2 separate regions of the Mus musculus genome follow, and region 1 is linked to region 2. The links are chromatin contacts, found by Hi-C or POLR2A ChIA-PET in ENCODE. All regions are on one chromosome and are shown on one strand. Each heading gives the region's core, a stretch centred on a gene start or an enhancer-like site at or near the end of the contact. The rest is flanking DNA. Distances are from core to core; before and after follow the strand shown. Region 1 has its middle 23 kb from the start of Gm40038. Region 2 holds the start of Pgrmc2 (progesterone receptor membrane component 2).

What was found. A loop is a pair of places that touch in the nucleus more often than their neighbours do. ChIA-PET counts read pairs that join two places held with the same protein, here RNA polymerase II (POLR2A).
Region 1: POLR2A ChIA-PET joins it to region 2 with 29 read pairs in Patski. The contact joins the enhancer-like site here to the promoter of Pgrmc2 in region 2. A Hi-C loop is called at or near these places in 1 of 37 maps with a recorded cell type or tissue (heart). POLR2A ChIA-PET finds 5 or more read pairs at or near these places in 1 of 5 experiments (Patski).

What each region holds. Positions count from the first base shown.
Region 1 is chr3:41,193,135-41,199,326 of GRCm38, forward strand. No RefSeq gene overlaps it. Among named protein-coding and RNA genes, the nearest start is that of Gm40038, 23 kb to the left of the region's middle. Within about 2 kb of position 2,362, at least 1 of the 3 ENCODE cell types and tissues checked has a DNase peak (open chromatin) inside an H3K27ac peak, as active enhancers do; it is heart, where a contact is called at or near this core.
Region 2 is chr3:41,080,486-41,086,649 of GRCm38, forward strand. It overlaps Pgrmc2 (progesterone receptor membrane component 2), which reads right to left and starts at 2,561. Exons shown (of 3, transcript NM_027558.1): 1 at 2,110-2,561. The coding sequence starts at 2,509.

The DNA.
Region 1 (6,192 bases), core at 1,112-3,611, 110 kb after region 2:
AATGGGTTACAAGACTTAAAGTCCTTGAGACAATTCTTTGTAACAAGCAAGTACTTCAGCCGTGTCAGCTGCTGTTTACAAGTTCACAGAGTCCCATGATACTCGTGCCTGTATTTATCAGATGATTCCATAGTGGGTAGTATGCATGTGTAAGCTTACTAATGGTGGGTTGAAGCCAGGCACCGACTCTCATTTATAATCCCAACAGTGTGTAACCCGAGGCAGGAGGATCACCATGAGTTCAAAGACAGCTCGGGCTACTTAGAGACCTCCAGGCCAGCCTGGTCTGCAAGTGAAACCTTGTTTTAAAACCAACCAAGAAGCTGCATTGTGGTGGCATATGTCTTTAATCCCAGCACTTGAGAGGTAGGTCGATCTCTGTGAGTTGACGGCCAGACTGGTCATAGAGTATGTTCCAGAACAGCCAGGGCTACATAGAGAAAACCGTCCTGAAAAATCAAATCAAATCAAACAAAACCAATCAAGCAAACAATAATCAAACAAGGGCAAGGAGATTTTATTTTAGTTTTAAATTTTAGTTTTATCTTTTAAATTATTTTTATTTATGTGTATGTGTACATCTGGGTGAATGAATGCCACATGTGTTTGGAGGGAGGACAGCAAAAGGTCTCAGATTCCCTGGAGCTACAGTTACAAGGGGTTATGAGCCCCCCCCATTTGTGGTTTCCAGATTTTATAGACAAGAATCTACATAAAATATATAAAGTACACAAAATTGTTTATATATATATATATATATATATATATATATATATATATATATATATATATATATATATATGACAGGAAAGTAGAAATAAAACTGTCTAGAAATCAAAGGAGACTAAATTGGGGGAAGGGAGGTAACGTGACTTGCAGGCAAACTCACTCAAAGTACCTTATATCTTTGTAGGAAAATGTCCTTGTTTAATCTCATACCTTGCACTATGAGTATACACCAAGCAACAAGCAAATAAAAGAACGTTGGTGTTTCAGAGACAGAAGCAGGCAGTGCAGGCCAGCTGCTCAAGCTTTGGGTTTGGAGGAGAGACCTGGCATGTATCAATGCTATTATTTGAAGGTCACCTTGGTGGCTCATCTATGGAACTGGTTTCTCACAAGACTATTTAAAGCACGTGTGAACCACTTGGAGAACACACTGAAAATTCCAAACAACTGTTGAAAGTGATCACGGGAGAGGTGGATCAATTTACAGCTAGGGCTGCTTATTCCTGATTTGTTCCATGGTAGCCAGGCAGGAAGATGGGATCTCACACAGGGCAGAAGGCGGCCACCGAGGAGGAAAAACACCCAGCCCCTTTCACTTTAACAATGTTGCCAGGAATTGCCAAACCCAGAAGGACAAATGGCAACATGTGGCTGTCAGCAGAAGTGTGGGGGTGGAACAGCCTCATTCAGATGAGTCATCAGATCTGTCCTATCTTGTCCAGGAGCTCCACCTGCAAATGATGGGGGGGGTGACATTGTGGAGAGGCGAAAACAGCAGGCCAAAGAGTTGGTCTTTCTTTTAGGAACAGGCGGCCCCTGGGCCACTCTGGGGTTTGTTCACTTGGAAGGTTCTCAGACTTTGGCGGTGTCAAACTGAAGGGAAAGGTGTGTTTACAAGGCCTTTCTAAAGCCTCATCCACAGAAAGGGAGAGTCAGTGGGTTCCTGGGATAGCCCTAGAATCTTCAAGCTCTGTGGCCGCTTCCAAAGTCTCTGCTTTGAAGACTCCATGTGGAGAAGGACAGCTCAGGGGAGGACACGCTGGGTAGAAAGAAATCCCTGGGGAAGGCAGCTGCCCTTCTCACTGGCCTTTCCCACAAAAGGCAGAGAAAAAACACAAAGGAGAAAACCACTTTTGCTTTCTTTTGTGCGGAAATATGGCCTACTAGCCTGTGTTATTGTTTCTCTGTCACTGTGTGGGGAGACTTCATTATTCCATTTGATGCAAGAGGAGCTGGTGAGAGGGTGGTTTCTTTCAGGGTACTGTGCGGTTTGGTGTAAGCATGAGTTACTGGCCAGCGTTACAGAGGTCCCTCAATTTGCTCCCTACCATCTGGGTATTGCTAAACACATCTGTTCCTTCTCCTGAAGGATGCTCCAGGGTTGCCACACGATTTAAACTGTGCAGAGAGACAGGCTCCATTTGTCCACATCTCCGGTTTACAGAGATGGCTCTGAAGAGCCTAGCTTGCCATTACTGGCATTCATTCAGAGCCTGGGGTTTTTAACTCTGAATTTTGATTTGGGCATTTGCCTGGGGTGTTAGTCTGCCAGGCCCTTCCCGGTCTGTTCTCTGCTGTTTTACTCCTAAAGATTTACAGCTAATGAAGGGATAAAGAAAGGTCATGGGGGAGAGGCTGCGGCATGTGGTGGTGACTCACTGGCTGGGTCTGGTGTGGAGCCAGTTTGGGTGGAATGCTTCAGGCTGTGCCTGCTTCCATGTGGCTCTCAGCCAGGTCCCTGCAGGAACTGGTTTCTTGCCTGTTCCTGGTCAGTGAGAAAGCTTGGCTGTTCTACCTGTCTCCTGCTGGGAGGAGCTCAGGTCAAAGCAATGAAACCTGTTGGCCATTTCTCAAAGAATCCAACAGTTGAGCTCTGGGAATCTCAGGAGTCAATGCATAGGCTAGTCTTGAGAGGGCTCAGGCTTAGAGACCAACCACAGTCACCATAGCTCACAGGGCACAGTAGCACAAGAGCTGAAGGGATCCAGGTGGGCAGCTAGGACCAGGCTCAGTCTCTGAGTCTTGGCACTGCTGATGTTTCAGGCTAGATGATCCTTTTCTCGTAAGGGGCTGTGTTGTACATCACAGGAAGCCAACAGCATGCCTGACCTCTTGCCCATTAGAGCATGGGAATCCCCTACCCCACCAACGTAACTAGGAAAATCACCTCTGACTGAGAACTACTGTGGTATGGCAGTTCCAGGCCCATGACTGGCTAAGGTTGGGAAGATCCATACACTGTGAAAATCTCCTGGGCACTAACCATGTGAAAAGCTCTCTGCTTGCATCCAGTGCCTCATTTATAAGCTACATTATATGTACATTATGCATTACAATGTATACTGTATATATTTTAACTATTGTATATATTATACACTATACTTTATAATGTATTACATTACAGCTGTGACATGAGGAAATCCCTTTTGCCCCATTGTAGGGATAAGAGGCCAGATGTTTGTTCACAAAGATAACTTGGAGCTTAAGGCCAAGCAGAAGTTGCCCATTCCTTTCTTGTTGCCTTCCATAATGGAGCTATCAGCAAGAAATATGGGTGAAAATTCAAGGTGCAAGACCCAAGCTGTTATTGTGGCTCAGAGATGCTGCCAGCTGAGTTGAATCCATTTCAGGGCTAGGTTCAAGCAAATAGCTTTAAACCCTGTGGGGACATTGAGGGACATAGACAAACTGCAAAGCAAGTAGAGGATCCAGCCAGATGTTCTGTGGCGGAGGAGAGGAGCCTGAGTTCCAGCTAGATGGTTCAAATAGAGAGCCTCTGTTAGGAGGTTGTCACAGGCAAGTCTTCATCCCTGCCCTTGATAGTTCCACCTGTGACCCCTGTCTTGTGACACTGGATAATTACTCAAGTCTGCCTTTTTTCAGTTCAAATATCACTCACCCAACCTCCATTTTCACTGTCAGGATCAAGGCTTCCTTTGCTGCTGGGGGTCTGGGAGCAAGTCTGGGCTGTGGGAAGGGCCAAGGAATGGCTGCATTACGGTCACTTATTGTACCCTAAGCCTTGTAGCATGGTGGAACCTAGTTTGAAGTCTAGTCCATGTACAACACCCGGAGTTTGGAAAAACTCATGACTCTTAATTCAGCACCAGTGGATGTCACTCACTCTGGGAAAAGTATGTCTAGCAATAATAGCATTGAGGGGGTACTGAGGGAAGGGGAAGGTTGGGGAGACCCCGTCTTAAAATAAAGTGCGCATGGAAGTGATATATATATACTTTTAAAACTAATTTAAAAAGAAATTAAACAAGAATTAAAAATTAAAAATATAATTCACTTTTTAAAAAGATTTTATTTTTATCTGTGTGTGTAGAGGGGCATGGGTATCTGTGGAGACCAGAAGAGGGTGTCAGATACCCTGGAGCTGGAGTTATAGGTGGTTGTGGGCCTCACGATAAAGGTGCTGGAACTGAACTCAGGTCCTCTAAGGGAGCAGCCCTCAATAGCCAATCTCTCCGATGTTGACAACAGATTTTAAAAAGGAAAGGGGCAGGGTTTCTGCTGCGGATTCCTCAGTGACCATGGGGCACTAGGTGGAAGTGAGGAAGCTGCTTCGTGGAATCAAAACAAGCATTCAGAGGGGCCACCAAGGTTGTGTGGGATGCTGGTGTTTCGGTCTGGTGGCCTTTGGTTTGGAAAATGACATTATCGAAGGAGGACTATCTTTGAAGATGTGGACTCTGTCCCCTGTCAACACTTGATTATCAGTTAAAGTCCCGTACAGTGTAAAAACCAAGAGCTGCTTTGCAAGAGGGAAGGTTCCAGTTGAATTGTAAAAGACCAACCTGGGACCTGATGCTCCCTGCCTGAGAGTTACTGGTGTCTCCAAGGGATATCTTGTGCAGCACAGTTACCATGCAGGTTCTGGCATTTGTTTGAAAACATTTCTGGGACTCCCCTTTGTTCCTAATCCCCTCTGACCTCTCTTACAGCCTTGTCCTTTCCCAGAGATGCTGTAGCTGGTCCTTGTTGGTTCATTGAACATCATCAAACAGCCAGGCTGCTCCAATGCAACCTTTGGCTTGGCACACTCTGTATTATTTTTACCTTATAGAATTCTCAATATTAGAAAAAGAACAGGTGAAAAAAATACACTGAGGAAAAATTAGAAAATGCAATCCCATAAGATGAAAGAAAAGGAAAGGGAAAAATATCTTGCAATCTCATAACCCAGACAGAGCATTTGGGTTATATTTTTGTTTTTGTTTTGCTTTCAACAAAAGGAAGGGCTGGAAAAAATTGTCAGGAGACATGTGATATTTTACTAAAATTTCCAAAACCATGCTTTTAAGAGAGATCTTCAGATTGCTAGACAAATAGGTCTGGATAATTTTCAATGATACACATAATTTTGGCAATATCAAAAGAAATGTCATACGATGAAGGTCGCATCTACCAGAGACTCCCTCCTGTGTGTATGTGTGCGCGCGCGTGTGCGGGTGCGTGAGTGCAGGCGTGTACACAGCATATGCAAATGAACTGTCTGTGGCTCCTGAAGAAGAAATTCTGTTGCTAATGTGCTGATTCACTGCCAAGCACTGCTGCAGGCAGGGAGCAGATTCCCCTTATTCAAGCCAAGCATTTGGCCCTGGTGGCTTATTGGCTACCGTGACAGACTTCTCTCACACCTCACCACCTCCTTGGCACATGGACATATGAAGCGTTTTGTTCATTTCACCTCCTAATCTCCTCTCGTTTTTTTTTCTTTTTTTCAATTATCCTTTAATGTCTCTCAAATTTATATCTGCTCCACCCCACACTCCCCATTACAAAGTCAGACATACAGAAGCCTCCTTCTTCAGGCCACTGTGGGAAGGGGCGTTGTGTCTCCTTCTGAGAGCTTGTCTGAGTATGTGTGTGTCTGCTCAGGCTCTGATGGTACCACACGCCTGGCTTTGTTTGCAAGCTCCAAGAATAGCTTATCATTTCCTTTCCATGGCCAATATCCATGCCACCAGGGCGTCCAGTTGAACTCAATTTTTGGAGGCCACTGGAAGCTTGGTGGGGGGAAGGGGGGAGGACAGACCTGTGTGGGAAGGTGATGGGAAACAATCAGGCTGCTTTAATGCAGAATTCCTGAGCATTCAACTAAAAGAGAATTTAGCCCAGACGAACATGACCAGGAACACATTTGATGGGAAGACACACAGTAGAACCATGGATGCTGGGTGTCAGGCATTGTATGGTGCCTTAAAGGCTGACATGGCTGGAAGGAGCTGGGGTAAAGGCTGTGTATGAGAATCTTGTGTTCTAGCTCTTTGATGTTGCCTCTCTTCCACCTTGAGTTTGGTATTTTTTTTCTTTTTTGCTTTTTTTCTTTTTCTTTCTGGTATGCTACTGGAAAACTTTGGAGAGGCTCCTGCGTCAAATGAAGGACAGTATAATTGCATCTAAGTTGCAGGCATTCATCACGGAGCCTTTCATTTAAGCACTTCAATACTCCCG
Region 2 (6,164 bases), core at 1,311-3,810:
GCTGTAGGCTGAATTGTAACACCACAAAATTACTGCATTTATTTGAGGATAAAATGAAAGTTACAGGCAAATTTAAAATTTACATTTATATCCTAGCAAAACATATGGCATCAAGTCCCCTGGAAAGTACCTCAATACTTCCTATCCCTGAAAAACAAAGTAAGATCACGAGATGTTCTGGCTCCATTTAAGTTTGTCCGAATAATAAAACCTTCCAGATAGTCCTATTAGATTGTTTACTGATACCAGTAATAAAAGAACAAGGAGGTGGTTCTCTGTTCTTCTTGTTTTCAGACGGGTCTCACTATGCAGCCCCAAAAGGCAGAGACCTTACAGAGGCCTGCTTGCCTCACTCCAAGGCCTCCAGGATGGTTCTTCACTATTATCAGTGCTCAAGCCCAGGGACCCACTCTACAGCACACCTCTTAGTTTTCAACCTCTGCTGCGGTTGCCATGGAGACTGCCAAACTGACTCTTTCCGGATGTATAAGGACTGATAATGGGTCTTTTTACAAATACTCTAGACAATCTTTAACCACTGAACACACTTCAATCCAATGAGGGAAGTGTGTAACTTGGTACAAAATCTGTGCAAATTCTTCACTTTTAAAAGTTTATTTGACTTGGTCCATGTAAACAAGGTACTTGGGTCCTATTCTCTTGTTCCACATGCTCTTAAATTAAAAAAATAAAAAAGTACTAACCATGGGAGCTGATGTAAGTAAGGAGACATGATTTTTGTGTTTATATATCCAGAAGGAAATACACACACACACACACACACACACACACACACACACACACAAAGAGATTAACAGATCCAACATCAAATGCTTATTTGTGTTTCTTAGCTCTAATCCAATCAACAAACCAAAACACTCCTAAAATAGCATCCAACTGAGCATAGAAATTAGAAGCGTCTTCAGTGTCAATAAATCAATCAGGGGCAATAAGGAAATTAAAAGGAAACCTAGCTTAAAAGTTGGATGCATACCTTCCAATAAGGGGTCACTTTGGTCTCTAGCTTCATTCTTACAACTCACGCTCTCTCTTCTCCTCCCCCTCCCCTTCTGTCTTTAAAGTTTAATATTAAGCACTGCATAACCAGGCCGCACAATGTTGTTCAATTTTATGGGCTACCAACAGATACCCGGGGTCTGAAGTTTATTTGCACAATCTGCAATATAGATTACCACTACACTGCAAAAGGGCCTCTAACGGCAACTACCTTCCACGTAATTTTCTGAAAGTAAAGTTGTAAAACCTTCAGCACATGCAGGGCAGGGGGCGAGAAGTTCGACGCTTCTAGGTTCGTGCCCCCCCTCACCCCCCCAAGGCGTCTCATTCTGCTAAGGGAAAATACAATAATTTATTTTCAACGGGTATTTGAATACTTATTTTACTATTAGCAGAGAAAGAAGGAGAGGAGGGAAGGAGGGAGAGACTGAGAGAGTCGGAGACAAGAGACACGCCTGCCTCCTGGGCAGATGAGCTCCACCCCCTACACTCAGGGCCAATATCTTTGCCAGTCTTACTTATTAAGGTTTACGTTCTGGTCCGTCCTCATTTTACATACAGTTGTTAATCTTGGAAAGCATCTTGGAGCCCAAACCGACTTTTTAGAAAAAGAATGAAAACGAGTCCGGGGTGGTTGTGAAACCGAGCTCCAGGGCTTGGGACTTGAAACTACGTGTCCCTAGCCCTGACTCTCGGCAGACAAGTCCGGAGAAGGGAAAAAGTAGGCAAGTGTCAAACAGACAACCCAGAATAAGAAGAAAGCTGTCTTAACACTGGGCCAAAAACTTTGGATCGCCACTTTAGCCCTCTTGCCCCGACAAAGCCCAGAAATCAAAACGCTCCGAGGAAAGGTTGAACGCCAACGTGACTAGAGACAACTCTTAACAATTTTGAGAATTTCAGCCCCAGGAAAAGCTGCGAGGAGATACGGATTGGGAAAGGCAAGGAACGCCGAGCGCAGGTCTGTGGGGCGCCACTGAGCCCCCCACGACGCCCGCAGCTGGGGGCGTGCGCGGGGCTGCGGTCCAGGAGCGGGGCCGCGGCGGGGATAGGGTGTCCCGGATCCCCACCCCGACACCCCTCACTCCTCACCGGGGCCGTAGAACTTGCTGCCTTTGGTCACGTCGAAGACTTTCCCATTGACCGCGAGCAGGATGCGCGGCGTGCGCGCCCCGTCGTACTGGCGCAGCTGCTCCAGGCTGAAGTCCCGCTTCTTCATGCGCGGCAGCGTGGCGGCCGGGCTCTCCTCGCCCGCCCCGGGTCCCGAGCACAGACCACGCCGCCCCCAGCGCACCCACAGCCGGTAGGCCCCCAGCAGCACCAGCGCCACCAGCGCCACGTTCAGCAGCATCTCCCCGCCCGTCGCCAGCAGCGCCGCCACCCAACTGCTCCTCGCCGCCGTCGCTCCGGCGCCACCCGGGCTCCCGTCGCCGCCACTCTCCCCGCCGCTCCCCAGGGTGCTTAGCTTTACGTCCCCATCACCCGCCGCCATCACTGCCCGCCAGCGCCTTCCTCCTCCCGCCCCCTGCCCTCCCCAAGCCCGCGGCCCTGCCCACCAGGCGGCGCTCAGCCAATCACGTGAGGGGCTGGGGCGTGGCAGCGCCGGCTGCTTATTGGCTGTTGGCTGGGTAACGTTGTCTGGCTTCGCTCTCGCAGCTCGGGCTCTGGCTGGCAGCGCGCGCGGGCAACGCCCCGCCCACCTCGCCCCACACTTCCCTGCTCTCACAGCCCCAACGCTTTCAGCCTGGGGAGTGTAAGGGAAGGGCGGGGCTGAAGAAAAATAGAGTGTGCGTGGGGCGGGGGGGGGGTGGGCCGAGCCGGCTGTGCGCGTGCGTACTCGCGCGTATGGGCGGAGCGCCGTCAGGGCGCGTGCGCGGGCCCTGGGACGCCACGCGCTGGGCTCTTTTTAGCAACCCCTCCCTGCTGCGCGCGCGTGCGCCCAGAAGCGGCTTCTCTCTGAGACGGCTGGTTCGCGTCTGTGACGACGCACGGCGGAGGCCGCAATAGAGCGTGAGCTGCGGGGCCGCGTGTGAAGCTGGGCTTCGGGCACTAGCCCTAGCAGCGCCGGACACTCGGGTCCCGGCCCACGCTGCTTTTGGGCAGTGCTCCTAACAGGAGTCGGACGCAAGCTCTTCTGCGCTTTGCTCCCCGGCGGTGGGCGTGCGCGGATAAAGCAGCCTGTGGCTCTAGCTCCATAGCCTTGCTCGGGGCCTGCGAGAGTGCTTTCCAGTGTGAATTCCACCCATCTCGCGCCCTCAGCTAGTTTGACAGGCTTCTGTCACTCTGCTTGTGAGGAAGGAAGATGCATCCAGGGAATGGCCAGTTCCTTATAACTTTGAACAACCGGGGGTGGGGGACAGGTATAGACGAATGGTGGCAGCCTAGGGGTGAGCTACCCGGCATAAAGGAGCTGACTCAGAAAGGAGCTGACTCAGGCTTTGGCGTGAACAGTATAGAAAAGTAGGGATGGGCTTTTCTGGCTGCTATTAGTTTTTAGGTAACTGTCTTTAGTGTCAATGGACAGGAGAGCCCTACCCACTAACGGTACTGGTGATCATAACTTCCCTAGAGAGGTTTTAACACTCGAAAGGATGGGAAACCAGCCATTGTACATAAGACTCATCGTGGCTTTTTTTTGGGGGGGGGGGGGGGGAAGGTGCTGAAATTTTTTTCTGTAATGGATTATATATTTAGGTGCTGTGGGCCATAAGGTCTCTCTGTCCCAACTGTTACATAAATAATAGAGAATGAGCATGATAGTGTTTCTATTAAAAATGTACTTAGAGACACCGAAATTTGAATTTGTCATGAAATACCGTCTTTTTGTTTTTGAGACGGTTCAGTGTGTTCCAGATTGGCTTTGCACTTGATATGTAGATGAAGATGGCCATGAACTTGCATACCAGCAAGCACATTCCCTTGCCCATCATTATGACTTTTAAATCACTTAACGTTAAAGTCGGTTCAGCCCCTGAGTAGGTATAGAAACAGCCTGTAAGCTATATTTTGCCAATCCCAGTCTGAGAATTTTTTTTTTTTTGAGTCAGAGCTGTTGTCTTTAATTGAGAATTAGTAAGTGACCATATAATCTTTACACTGCAAGAACGGGAGTAAAGCCAGATTGGCACAGGCCAACCTCAGTAGTCACCAGAAGGGTTAGAAGTCACAGTTCCTGTGGGACTTGCTAACAGAAAATGGAGATGTCAGTGATGGAAACTGGTTTTGGGAAAGAACGGTGGTAGCAATCTCAAGTATCTGTCAGTTGAAATAATGGCAGTAGGAAGAAAGGATCTCGGAGGTTTCATAGTAGGCATCTTTCTGTTCAGAATTGGGTCACAGGCTCTCCTTAAAACATTACCGTTTAGTGAGATTGCCTTTTGTTACATGGCTTTGGGGAGTGCTTAGGGAAGACTGTACTGGACATGGGGCCATGGCTGGTCACTTAAGGCATTATGACATGGAAAAACCTCTTCCTTACTAGTGCAGACTTGCTCCCTTGGAGGGTGCTACCAACTGAGAACCACTGGTATTAACTTGGCCAGGCATAACTCTGAGCTAAATTATGAGATAAATTTGTGCTTCGCTTAAGTGGTTTAGAAGAGAAGAATTGAAAAGCATTGTATTTCTGTTGCCTCCTACATGGGATGGGCAATGTTGGATTGCTGATACTGTCTGGTGAAGCAGAAAGCTTTATGCCCTTCCTAAAACAAATGTCTTGACTTCACATTAGAAACCCTACTCTCACTTGGAGTCCTCTGAACAGGTTATCCTTAAGGTTAGCCTCCTGAACTAGTCCAAAGGAGTTTTTTATTTTTTCATTTTATTTTTGCACTGTCATAGTAATGTCTTCTAGTAGAATATTCCCGCTTTGAATACCTCAGTAACTTTCCAGCTGGTGCTTTCCCAACTTCACTGCTTCATGAAGGGACTCATCTTGTATTTTAATTTCCTTAAATCAAACATCAATCTCAGGGGCCAGGAGGCGGGGACTTAGCAATTCAGACAAGCTGTTTGCATTCAGGGATTTCCATAAATCCCTGTGTGGCCCCTTGTCTTTTCTTAGATAAACTAATCTCTGAGACGTCCTCCCTTAAAGTGATGCGTTTTTTTCTCTATCTGTTCTTTTCCTCTAATGACTTGTTCCTGGGCCCCTGCTCGCTGTGTTCATTACCTACTCCGTGACTGCTCACACTGCTTCCTCGCTGGATGTCCTTACATTTCCTCCTGTCCAGGATCTCTTTCCTTTTCCTCTGCCTGAGGCCTGTTTGATTTCTTTCTTTGCATGTCTATGGATCTCTCCCCTATACCACCCATTTTAGCCTTTCTTCCTAACTGTTGTATTTTTACTTGAGGTAAGAGTTCACTGTGTGGCCTCCAGCTCTTGATTGTCCTGTCTCATCTGCTGGGGTCACAGATTGGCCTCAGATTATTGCATTATTGAAATTCTTTGGATTCCAAGGTTCCTCCTTGTTCATTGTTGATGTGCTTTTTCTGATTCTTCTCTCATTTTTTCTTCTCTGCCCATCACTTTGTTTCCTTAGCACTGCATGCACCTTGATTTATCAGTTATCTCTGGGAGATGCACCTCTGCTGCTCTAACGTCTCTCCAAGAGGTATTACTGCTAGCCACACCAGAAGTCATTTGTGTCGCTTCCAAAGAAAAGCTTGGAACACCTGTGCACCTTGCCAGTACTCTCTTCTTTTGCCAGGAGACAATTAAAACAAAACAAAACAAACAAACAAACAAAAAACTATTGTCCCATAGCTACCACTTAATTTTAAACAGCCAGGCAACTTTTATTTTCTTTCCTGGTTTTGAGTTGGCAACTCGTGCGGCATCATCTAATCTTGCTTTGAGGTTTCTTCACATGGCTTCTCTAGAAGAATAGCCTGCTCAGGGTTTGGAAAGCAAAAGGGCAATACCTTCTAGGTCTTTCTAAGTCTTAAGTTGGAAACAACACATTTCCATTGGTGAAAGTAGCCATAGGTCTAGCTGAATTGTAAAATAAGGGGAAAGCAAGTATCAATGAAGAAGGGGATGTGGTGGTCCCCAATTCTGTTTCAAATGATGGCTGATTTCCATCATTCAGAGTCCTAGAGTGAGGATGAGGCAGAAAAGAGCTGCTAGCTAACACATGGCACCACAC